Regions from separate parts of the Homo sapiens genome. Here region 1 is linked to region 2. Evidence: chromatin loops called from intact Hi-C (ENCODE). Cell type or tissue: heart left ventricle. All regions are shown on one strand. Links, peaks and the distances in the headings refer to the core of each region. The heading gives the core; the rest is flanking DNA. Region 1 overlaps LOXHD1 (lipoxygenase homology PLAT domains 1). Region 2 has its middle 22 kb from the start of ARK2N.

Region 1 (5,376 bases), core at 197-5,196, 350 kb before region 2:
CATTCCCAAATCCCAAGCTAGGGCAGTCCTCGTAAGGACTTCAAATCCCATGCCAGGCACACAGGACAGGGCCTTTGTCCTGGAAAGGGCCCTTTCCACACCCCGTGGGTCTCAGTCGCAAGCGCTTGTCTCAGGTCTGGGATCTCCAGGGTTGGGATTCGGGGAGGGGCTGCATGAGCCAGGGGGTGCTGGTGGAGGTGAGGGAGGACAGGGCATTCCCACGGTGGCTCCCTCTCCCCCAGATCCTACTGAAGAACATGAACACTGGAGACCTGACCATGTTCTACTATGGAGACTGGCTGTCCCAGCGGAAGGGCAAGAAGACCCTGGTGTGTGAAATGTGTGCCGTTATCGATGAGGAAGAAATGATGGAGTGGACCTCCTACACCGTCGCAGTTAAGACCAGCGACATCCTGGGTGGGTCGGGGGTCCCTCACACCTCCCGCTCCCTTACCACTCCAACCGTCAAATTCGGGCTCAGGCCCTTGTTTCTGGTCAGGGCATTTTTCTTCATAAGGCCTTCCAAAATCTAGTCAATCCAAGTTTTCTCCACAGTGTGTCGCTTTCTGTCTGGACAAAGCATCTCCTCCCAGGGAGTGACTGGTTCCCTCCCTCCTCCCTTGGGGAAATAGGGGAGAACATTACTGGGGAGTATGGTCAGCACTTTTGGAAATGGTACAGGCACTTGATGCAGAGCCTTCCCATCTTCCTTCTGCTGCCTGGCACCCCTCGCCCAAGTGTCATGCACCTCAGGCATGCTCGGACCCATGTGCTTGGTGGCCATCTACCATGTGCCGGCTTTGGCTGTGGGTCTTAGGATACAGATGTGCTGCCCAAACCTTGCAGGTCTGACCTTCATTGGAGCAACCACAGTGCAGTGCGGTGACGCTCCGATGGATGCAATGCCAAAGTCAAGTCCAGAAAGACAAATCCAGAAGCCAGGCAGACAGGGCACCCAGAGGAAGGATCTTCTAATCAAAAGTATTAGCATGTTAAAGGCCAGGAGCTGAGAGGGAACACACTGTCATCCAGGCATGGGGGCAGTACCTCCTACCTACACTCCCCTATCCCAAGCCTGCTCTCCAGGAGCCATTACAAGGAATCTGGCAAGCTCATCACATTAATTATAAATGGTGAATGAAGGATTAACTTGTTGGCCATGGTAGCTTACATTTTCAACAGAGAAGCCTCTTGCCAGATAAATGAAGCTCTCATAGTAGGATCTCAGGCATAAATGATAGGTCAATAAAGCTAGTAAATTTTGTTGGGGGTACCTCCTTTCTTCCTATTCTCACAATGGAACTTTTACCCCTATTGCTTAAAGTTCCAAGTGTCATATGTTTTCAGACCCCTCCATCCCTTTATGATGCACTCAGAAAATAATAAATTCATTGATAACCACAGATGTGTGTCAGAAAAGCTTCACTGGGTCACCCCTTCCAGAAGCATTTGCTTTTGACTTGGGCCAATACCTGTATTTGGCTTAAGCAAATGATATGAAGCTCTAGTGTAGAATGTCAATCAGAGACAGATTTAGGGAACACAGAACTTCCCTGCTTCCTTCTGAACCCACACTGTGCAGGAGGTAGCCTATGTTTCTAAACTGTAAAGCCAGCCTATATGACACGCCTTTTAAGTTTGGGTATATTTCCCCAGAAATAGATGAGTTTTGTACTAAACCATTCACACTTGCTGACCATGACTCCAGTTAGACCAAAAGCTTTTGTAAGGCACAAAGATAAGATGAAGAAGAGAATTGGAGACCTGGGACAGTAATTGACCCTTTCCAACCTCACCCCTGGCCTTCTTGAGTCTGTACTCTGTCCACCTGTACCCCTGACTCCTCTGAGGAGTCCGGGATCAAGGCCAGAGCAAGAGGACTGTGTGTCAAAGAGGCTGGCACCCTAAGCCTCACCTTGTGCACCCCCCAGGAGCAGGCACTGATGCCAACGTGTTCATCATCATCTTCGGGGAGAACGGGGATAGTGGGACACTGGCCCTGAAGCAGTCGGCAAACTGGAACAAGTTTGAGCGGAACAACACGGACACATTCAACTTCCCTGACATGCTGAGCTTGGGCCACCTCTGCAAGCTGAGGGTCTGGCACGACAACAAAGGTAGCTCCCACTCAAGGCCAGGTTGGTGGGAGGGCAGCCCTCAGCTCCCTTCCTGAGCCATTATTCCCTCCCTGGCAGCACATTGACTCTGATTACCCCAGGGTGGCAGAAAACTGAACACAGTTGATGACCACCACATTGATGCTTCCATCAGTATGAAAGAGCCAGTGTTTCTGGGCAAATATTTTTAGAGAGGAAGCTTAGTTCCTCCTGCTTTCTCCCTGGGTGATTAGTGGTTCTCCATTGTTTGTGATTTCAGAGCATTAATTTGACTTAGTTCAGGCTTTAAAAATTAAGAAAAAAAGCTAAATCACCAGTTCATTTCCCATGGATTTTCTATAAAGGATTATGTTTGTGCCGGGTGCAGTGGCTCATGCCTGTAATCCCAGAACTTTGGGAGGCCAAGGTGAGAGGATTGCTTGAGCCCCAGGAGTTCAAGACCAGCCTAAACAACATTGTGAGATCCCATCTCTACAAATAATAAAAAAGAATAGCTGGGCATGGTGGCATGCACCCGTGGTCCCATCTACTTGGAGGCTGAGATGGGAGGATTGCCTGAGCCCAGGAGGTCATGGCTGCAGTGAGCTATGATTGTGCCACTGCATTCCAGCCTGGATGACAGAGTGAGAACCTGTCTCAAAAAAAAAAAAAGAAGGGATTATGCTTGTTTATTCATAATAGTAATCCTAAAGTTGTTGAATTCACTTATAAATATAAACTATGAAATAGGATATAAACCAAGTGAGAAATATATTTTTAACTTTGCAGTGCCTAAGGAATGCTTTGTCATTTCTATAACTGTGATGACGTTCATGTTCTCAACATTTCTTTGGTTATCATTTTGCTGTCTTTAAGCCACTTTATTTTCTCTGGCTTTGGGCCTATAAGTTCTATTTGTTATAATTAGGATAGAGTTGTTAAATATTAAATTCCACCTCCTTGATGCATACCGCTTTCTTCATTCACCCTTTTGTCTTCTGTAGAAACATGTCTCTGCAAAGCTATCTGCTCAAAGCCTTCTCTAGCCTTTGCTGGGTCTCCCAAATGGCTGCCCAGAGCTGTCCTGAATGTTGTGTTGTTCCTCACTTCTTCCAAACCCCTGCGGAGGACTAGCCTATCTGTCACGGTCACTGACGAAACCCAACTCGGTAGTTTGCAACCTCTCTTCCATAGGAGCTAAGCTATTTTGCTTTAACGTGGATTAAACAGTTAAAATTTTTTCCATAACACAGAATAAACTCAGACTAGGCATTGATAAAATAGCCTTTAAGGCAATAAAATAACAAATATTTACACAGCACTCCACAGTTTTCAAATTTCAGTGTATCCCACCAGTCATTTGTATACGGAACATCTAAAGTATTCATGACATGCCTGGGACTCTGTTAGGTATTAAAGATACAAACATTTGATTCTCAAAAATACTTTGTGAGGCCAGGGGCTGTGGCTCACAGCTGTAATCCCAGCACTTTGGGAGGCTGAGGTAGGCAGATCACTTGAGCCCAGGAATTTGAGACTAGCCTGGGCAACATGGCGAAACTCCATCTCTACCAAAAATGCAAACATTAGCCAAGTGTGGTGGCTTATGCCTGTAGTCCCAGCTACTGAGGAGGCTGAGATGAGAGGATCACTTGAGGTCAAGGCTGCAGTGAGCTGTGATTGCATCACTGCACTCCAGCCTGGGTAACAGTGAGACTCTGTCTCAAAAAAAAACAAAACAAAACAGTCAAAAACAAACAAATAGAAACCTTTGTGAATTACTGCAGCAAAAGCACTTTATTGCTCCTCTTTTTACAACCAAGTAATATTGAGTCTAGTGAGGTTTGAATGTCTTACTCAGAACCACACAGCAAGGAAGGGACACCCAAACCAGCCATCACCCAAACCCAGGTCTTCTGATGCCTGTTCTAACACACCGTTCTGTGTGCCGGCCCATCTTGCCAGCCACCATTCTGCACCCTCACCAGCCACTGTGTCAGGTGGTCAAGAAGATGAGGTGATGAGAGGCAGCCTCTTTATCTCTGTTTGCTACACCCCCCAATATCAGGGTGTATCCGGGTTAGTCTTGTCCAGAAAAGCATGCAGTGGAAGGGAACTCTTCTTCCTCACTTGATCATTCAAGTGGCATTATGAGTCTGTGGAAAGAAACATACTCGCAAATCATGCTCAAATATCCTTAATGCACCTCTCCTCTTTCCTAAGATGAAAACAAAACAAAAACTCCTGAGTTTTCTTTCCCTCCATCTCATCATCCATTCTGATTGTCTTAGGATTAGCAGCAGTTTCCCAAGTCTGGTTGAATAACAGTAGCCATAATCATTAGGACCATCTTCTGCCCCAGACACTTCACAAAATCAGGATGAGATCTTCCCATGACACTCAACAGTGATCACGTAGTCAAGACAAGTGTGAAAGCATTGAGCCACATTCTGTGTATCTCCACAGGCCTAATTAGAGGGATTTGACAGATCAGATTAGTAAGGGTGGCAGGCATGGGTGTGGGGAAGGTAAGGACAAGGTCTGTCTACCCTAACCCTAACAGGAGAGCTTGTCTACAGTCTCTCCTGTTAAAGTGCCTAAACCGTTGTTTAGGAAATATGTTCCCAAGAACTATGTCCCTGCCTTAATCAGAAAGAAGTACATTATGTCTGTGGGCTTCCAACTCTCTGTCTGGCTACCAGCACACACTGGCAAGATGTCACTGCCTTTGAGGATAGGAATCATGCCTTATTCATCTTTATCTTCAAAACTGCTTATAACAGTACCTGGAGCATAGTGAGGGCTTAATAAATGTTAGTTTAATTGAGACTCCCCCCAGAGAGCTGAGAAATACCAGGTCTTTTAATCCTGTTCTGCCATAGCCTCTATCTCAGAAATAGCAGAGACCCAAAGGAATTAGAACCCTGGGAAGGAAGAAGTGGTATCCCCAGCAGCCTGAGCCCTTCCTCTAAGACTCACTATGAGACCAGAAGCACGGGGTTCCCTAACCTCTTCCCAGTCAGCCCAGAAAACTGGAGAGGGGAGAATTTCATGTAGACTATGATGACCCAACTTTTCCATGCCAGAGCCATTTACAATATGAGTGTTTTATTCATGAGGGGTGAGAGTGGAGAATATAGCCAGAAAGACTGAGGATGCTGTGTTAAGGACCATACTCTGTAGAAATCACTCAGCAGTCTTGGGGCAGGGGCAGGGGCAAGAGGAGCTGTCCGTGGTTCTGACTCCTTCTCTGGCTTCTCTCAACTCTGGACTCCACAGG
Region 2 (5,376 bases), core at 165-5,164:
CAGGCGAACACTTAAATGTCAACTTTATGGCAGATCAAAGCTGGATTGGGGGACACGGTGCAAATGAGCAGCCTCCATGAACTTCCTATCCCATTCCTGTCACAGCAAATGTAGACAGACTATTCAACCAGTCACAGGAGCGCTGCCCTGTCTGAGCAGCCCAGAATCTACTCTCAGGCAAGTCCTAAAGAGAATACCTGGTGAGGCTTCCCACCTCAACTTCTCCCTTGAAATCTTCACACCAGAAGGTGATCTGGTTTCATGCTCTACCTCCCACCATGGTCTTGAAATATAAAGGAGGGCAGCTGACATGAGATCCATGGGGATTAATATTTCCTGGTGACATTTCAGGTAAAATATTGGGTGGAGAAAATATTACCGGATGGGAACCATTCTTCTTGCCGGGAGAGTCAGGCCAGAGAGACTCCAGGAATGTGGCTCCAATAGAGACCCCTCCACAGGGAAGCAAGAAGTAGGGGATGGAGTTTCCATTTCACAACCCATATCCACCCTGTGGGCACTCGCATTGTTATTGCTTTCTGAAATAAAGAACTACCTCACATCTGCGTAGAAATCAAACTTTTCAGAGTACTTTCACATCCATAAAACAAGAACATAGATACAAAGTAGAAGAGTTTTCTAAAATCATCTAAGCCTATTTCTCCTTTTACAGATGATAAAATTCAGGCTAAGAGCATTAAGAGACCAGGCAAGGTGGATCACCTGAGGTCAGGAACTCGAGACCAGCCTGGCCAACATGGTGATGGATGCCGGTAGTCCCAGCTACTTGGGAGGCTGAGGCAGGAGAATTGCTTGAAACTGGGAGGCAGAGGTTGCAGTAAGCCGAGATCGTGCCACTGCACTCCAGCCTGGGCAACAAGAGCGAAACTCAGTCTCAAAAAGACAGAGACCAGCCAAGGGCTACACAATTAGTGGTCACCTGTCTCTCAGCATGACCAAAAGTCACAAGTTCCTTTGGCTTTAGATCCCCAACACAAAACCTTCCTCCATCTTTGAATTCTCTTCTCTGCAGCAGCTATCCTGAAAATCAACACAACTGTTGGAAAAGAGGGAATGGAAGGAAAAGAGCTCCTGGGAGTGGCTAACTGCTCTGGGTGGACTCACGACGCTTAGCCTATAAAATCTATTTGTCTATATTTGCATTGCCGGTATTCAGCAGAGGGGCTGATAGAGTGCTACGTAAGGTCTCCATTCTGACGAACCGAATGAATGCTTGCATGAATAGATGAATGGCTGAAGAGCCAGAAAACCGGAGATAGGAAACATTTTTTCGGAAATGGGTGAAGAAGGATTCTTTAAACAGCAGAGCAGTAAACTTGGCATTGCTCAGAGGCCTGTGTTGGGCTTGTGCTCCGGCTGGCGCCTCTCCCCATTCTCCAAGCATCTTTAAAGGTCATCTTGGGTTTTTTCCTCTCCTCTCCTTCATCCCTGTATCAAATTTGTTTCCAAGTTCTCTCATATCTCCTTCTTTTCCATCTCTGTTGCTACATCCTGGCCTAGGTGCTTATCACTTTGTGCTGGCCTGGACTCATATGTTGGGGCAGGGCTGAGCACAGAGGCCTGGGAGGCAGTTAGGAGGCTATCTCCCTGCATCAGGCTGCAGCTGACACCTGCTTTTGTCTCCCCTCTCCCTCCACTGCCTGTGGCCTCCTCCTTATCGGCTACCCTCATGTGCACCTTCAGCCTCCTCCCAGCCAGCTCTCAGCTCTCACCAGGCCAGGCACTTCCCACACTTTCAGGCTCGCTCCACCCCCTCACCCGTGCCCTCCCCTCCCCCAGCCCCTTCCTCAGGTTTCAATTAACTAGCTGCCCATAGATTGCAGCAAATTTATTCTCCCTGAAATAGAAGTGACCCATAACAAGGCTTAATGAGATCATCCCCCAAGGAATTTAATAAGGGACAATCCCTTTAGCCAGTCAGATGAGCGTGTCAGCTGTGTGTGAGGGAGTATTGGGGGAGGGAAGGCAGACAGTGGGTGCCCCACCTCTGGGGTGTGTTGGTGGTCCGGGCCCCTGGGGCAGGCGGCAGCGGGTGTGGGAAGCAGAGAGACCTGGCAGACCGGCTGGGTGGGACAGCACAGAAGCACAAGCTCACCTACTTCAGAAGTGTGCCAAGAGCTAGCAGGAAACCTGATGCCCTCCCTGACTCAGCTTCCCAGGAGCTCCCCAGGGCAGTCCTAGAGGTCACAAGCCCAAGAGTTTTAGGTATCATGGGAGGAAGATTGCAGAGTGGACCCTTTGCCCCCCAGTAAATTAACAGAGGTGGGGATGGATGCCCAGCATGGTTGCACGTCCCTTACAGAGCAGGGGAAAGAGGACATTTGTTTTTCCTGCTCTTGAAAGCTGATCGCCTCTGCAGCCAGGCGTGGTGCCAGTTGTGGTCAGCGTCTAGCCTGCTGGCAGATGGGTCATCAAGGACTCAGGGTGAGTCCTCAGCTGTCTGCATTTTGCAGCAGCCACCTCAACGACACACCTCCTTGGCACCCACAGCCCCCCACATGAGAGCACTAGCCTGCTCACCCATTAGAGAACGATTCTTCCTTCTCACAACGGTGCAGCACTCAGCATCTGCCCATACAGAGTCTCCAAAAGCTAGAGCCTGAGAGGCTCCTAGGTGTGACCCGGTTCAACCATTTCCCTAATTTACAGATGCACAACTGGGACCCAGGGAGGTTAAGAGACTTCCCTAATGTACTGGCTTTCTGTGTTGCCCACAAATCATCTAAAAATGATTGTCATATAGCAGATTAAAATAGCACATACTTAGCGTCATTTCTATGGGTCAGGAACCTGAGCTCAGCTTAGCTGCCTCCTCTGCTCCATGGTTTCCCCAGGCTGAAATCAAGGTGTCAGCTGGGGCTGGAGTCTCATCAGAGGCTCAAGCAGGGAAAGACCTGCTTCCAGGCTCCCTCAGGCTGTTGGCAGAATCCATCTTCTTGCAGCTGTAGGACCGAAGTACCCATTTTCTTGCTGGTGGTCAGCCGAATGTTCTCGCAACTAAATGCTGCCCCCTCTTCCTTGCCAAGTGGCTCTTTCCATAGGTCTTCTCATAGCAGGTCAGTTTCTTCAAAGCCAATAACTGAGAGAGAGTCTCTAACCTCAGGGAGGGGCCAGTCCTTAAAAGCCTTTTAAGGCTTTTAACTGATTGAGTCAGGCTCACCCAGATGATCTCCCTTTTGATGAAATGAAATCAACAGATTTGAGACCCTAATTACATCTTCAAAATTTCTTTACCTTTGCCATATTCTGTTTGTGAGAATCAAGTCACACAAAATTTGAATGTGTCCCACCCACATTCCAAGGGAGGGGATTATATCCCAGCTACTTGGGAGACTGAGGCAGGAGGATTGCTTGAACCTGGGAGGTGGAGGTTGCAGTGAGCTGAGATTGCACCACTGCACTCCAGCCTGGGCGACAGAGCAAGACTCTGTCTTGAAAAATAAATAAATAGGCCAGGTGTGGTGGCTCACGCTTGTAATTCCAGCACTTTGGGAGGCCGAGGTGGGTGGATCACGAGGTCAGGAGTTCGAGACCAGCCTGGTCAACACAGTGAAACCCTGTCTCTACTAAAAATACAAAAATTAGCTGGGCGTGGTGGTGCACACCTGTAATCCCAGCTACTCGGGAGGCTGAGGCAGGAGAATTGCTTGAACTCGGGAGGTGGAGGTGGCAGTGAGCTGAAATCACACCACTGCACTCCAGCCTGGGCGACATGGCTAGGCTCCACCTCAAAAATAAATAAATAAATAAATAACATGAAAAGTAGCAGATGGGAAATTTTAGGGCCATTCTAGGGTCTGTCTACCACATCTAATGTCACACAGCTAGGTAACAGCAGAAACAACATCTAGAACCTAGGTTTCTTATAGAAACAGGTCCCTGGGGCCAGTTACATTTCAGAATTCAGAATGTTCCAGATTTCAGATAGGTAATCAGGTGCTTATACCATAAACATAATACCCCCAAGCAGCGCCTGGAGGAACACCCAGGAGTCACACGCCTTAGAGTTCTGCAGTAGACCAAAATGGGGGTTCAGGTGAGGTTCTGCTGCCAAATGAATTCAGGTCAGATCAGGTTTTGTCAAATGAATTATGAAAAACCTTTGGGTTTTAGAGCTTTGGGGGCTTTGGAAATTCCAGTAAGGGATTGTGAGCCCATAATTGACACTCATTGAGTTCTGACCATATGCCAGATTTGGGCTAAGGATGTGCATTCTCACAGCCCTGTGGGAGAAGCAGGTTTTTGAGATTTTTTATTTTATTTTATTTTTGAGATGGAGTCTTGCTCTGTAACCCAGGCTGGAGTGCAATGGCACAATCTTGGCTCACTGCAACCTCTGCCTCAAGGGTTCAAGCGATTCTCTTGCCTCAGCCTCCTGAGTAGCTGGGACTACAGGCTTGCACCACGCTCAGCTAATTTTTGTATTTTTAGTAGAGACGGGGTTTCACCATATTAGTCAGGCTGGTCTTGAACTCTTGACCTCGTGATCTGCCTGCCTTGGCCTCCCAAAGTGCTGGGATTACAGGTGTGAGCCACCGAGCCCGGCCATTTTTGCGATTTTTAAACCATTTTCCTTCCTATATATCCTTCCCTTCACTTATTCTCATTCAAGTCAGAATAAGGCTCTGCATTCATTGATGTGGAGGTGGGAGGAGGCTGGGTAGAGCCTGAAAATCTCTCTTGCTTAATTTTGACAAAGCTGCTCAAGCCTCAGACTGGGGAGGAAATGTAGGCCTTTGATAAAACACTTCTGATAAGCAAAATAAATACATAAATAAGTAAAAAACACAAAACAAACACAAACACCAAAGACTGGAAATAGATCCCACACACCAGGCTAGGTAGAGGAAGGAGAAGGGCTGGGGGCTTCTGGCAGCATTCCCAAGCCGGCAACACTCCCTGAAGGCTGCATGCTGTGTCTAAACAACTGGCATCCTGGGTGCCTCTCAGTGTGCTTCCCTGGGAATGGAGGGAAGGGGCATCCTGGCTAGACACTGCTTGGCTCAGGATTGTCTTTCATTTGCTTTCTCATTATGTTGTGTAAGTGAGTCTTCTCTTTGCACCAGAGCAAGTCTATTTCTCTCTAGCCCAAGTACAGAACTTGTTGTTGAATAGATATTGCTCAATAAATGCTCATTTAGGGCCGGGTGCTGTGAGAGGTCAAGGAGGGTGGATCGCTTGAGCCCAGGAATTTGAGACCAGCCTGGGGAACATGACGAAACCCCATTTCTGCAAAAAATACAAAAAGTAGCCGGGCATGGTGGCAATAACCTATAATCCCAGCTACTCAGGAGGCTGAGGTGGGAGGATCTCTTGAGCCTGGGCTGCAGTGAGCCATGATCACACACTCTAGCC

Evidence for each region. Hi-C counts contacts between places; a loop is a spot of excess contacts. Peaks named below come from ENCODE experiments on the same cell type or tissue, not always from the same donor. Only the 100,000 strongest peaks of a DNase experiment are listed, where the experiment ranks them.
Region 1: it touches region 2 in a loop (3-fold over the local background); 8 of 110 quality-filtered maps call a loop at or near these places.

What each region holds. Positions count from the first base shown.
Region 1 is chr18:46,502,579-46,507,954 of GRCh38, reverse strand. LOXHD1 (lipoxygenase homology PLAT domains 1) reads left to right here. Exons shown (of 41, transcript NM_001384474.1): 36 at 243-417; 37 at 1,932-2,117. Among named protein-coding and RNA genes, the nearest start is that of LOXHD1, 150 kb to the left of the region's middle. RefSeq lists a silencer at 5,242-5,376. In heart left ventricle, for the core only: no CTCF peak of the experiment used is centred there; no DNase peak of the experiment used is centred there.
Region 2 is chr18:46,149,684-46,155,059 of GRCh38, reverse strand. No RefSeq gene overlaps it. Among named protein-coding and RNA genes, the nearest start is that of ARK2N, 22 kb to the left of the region's middle. In heart left ventricle, for the core only: no CTCF peak of the experiment used is centred there; DNase peaks (open chromatin) are centred at 2,063 and 2,399.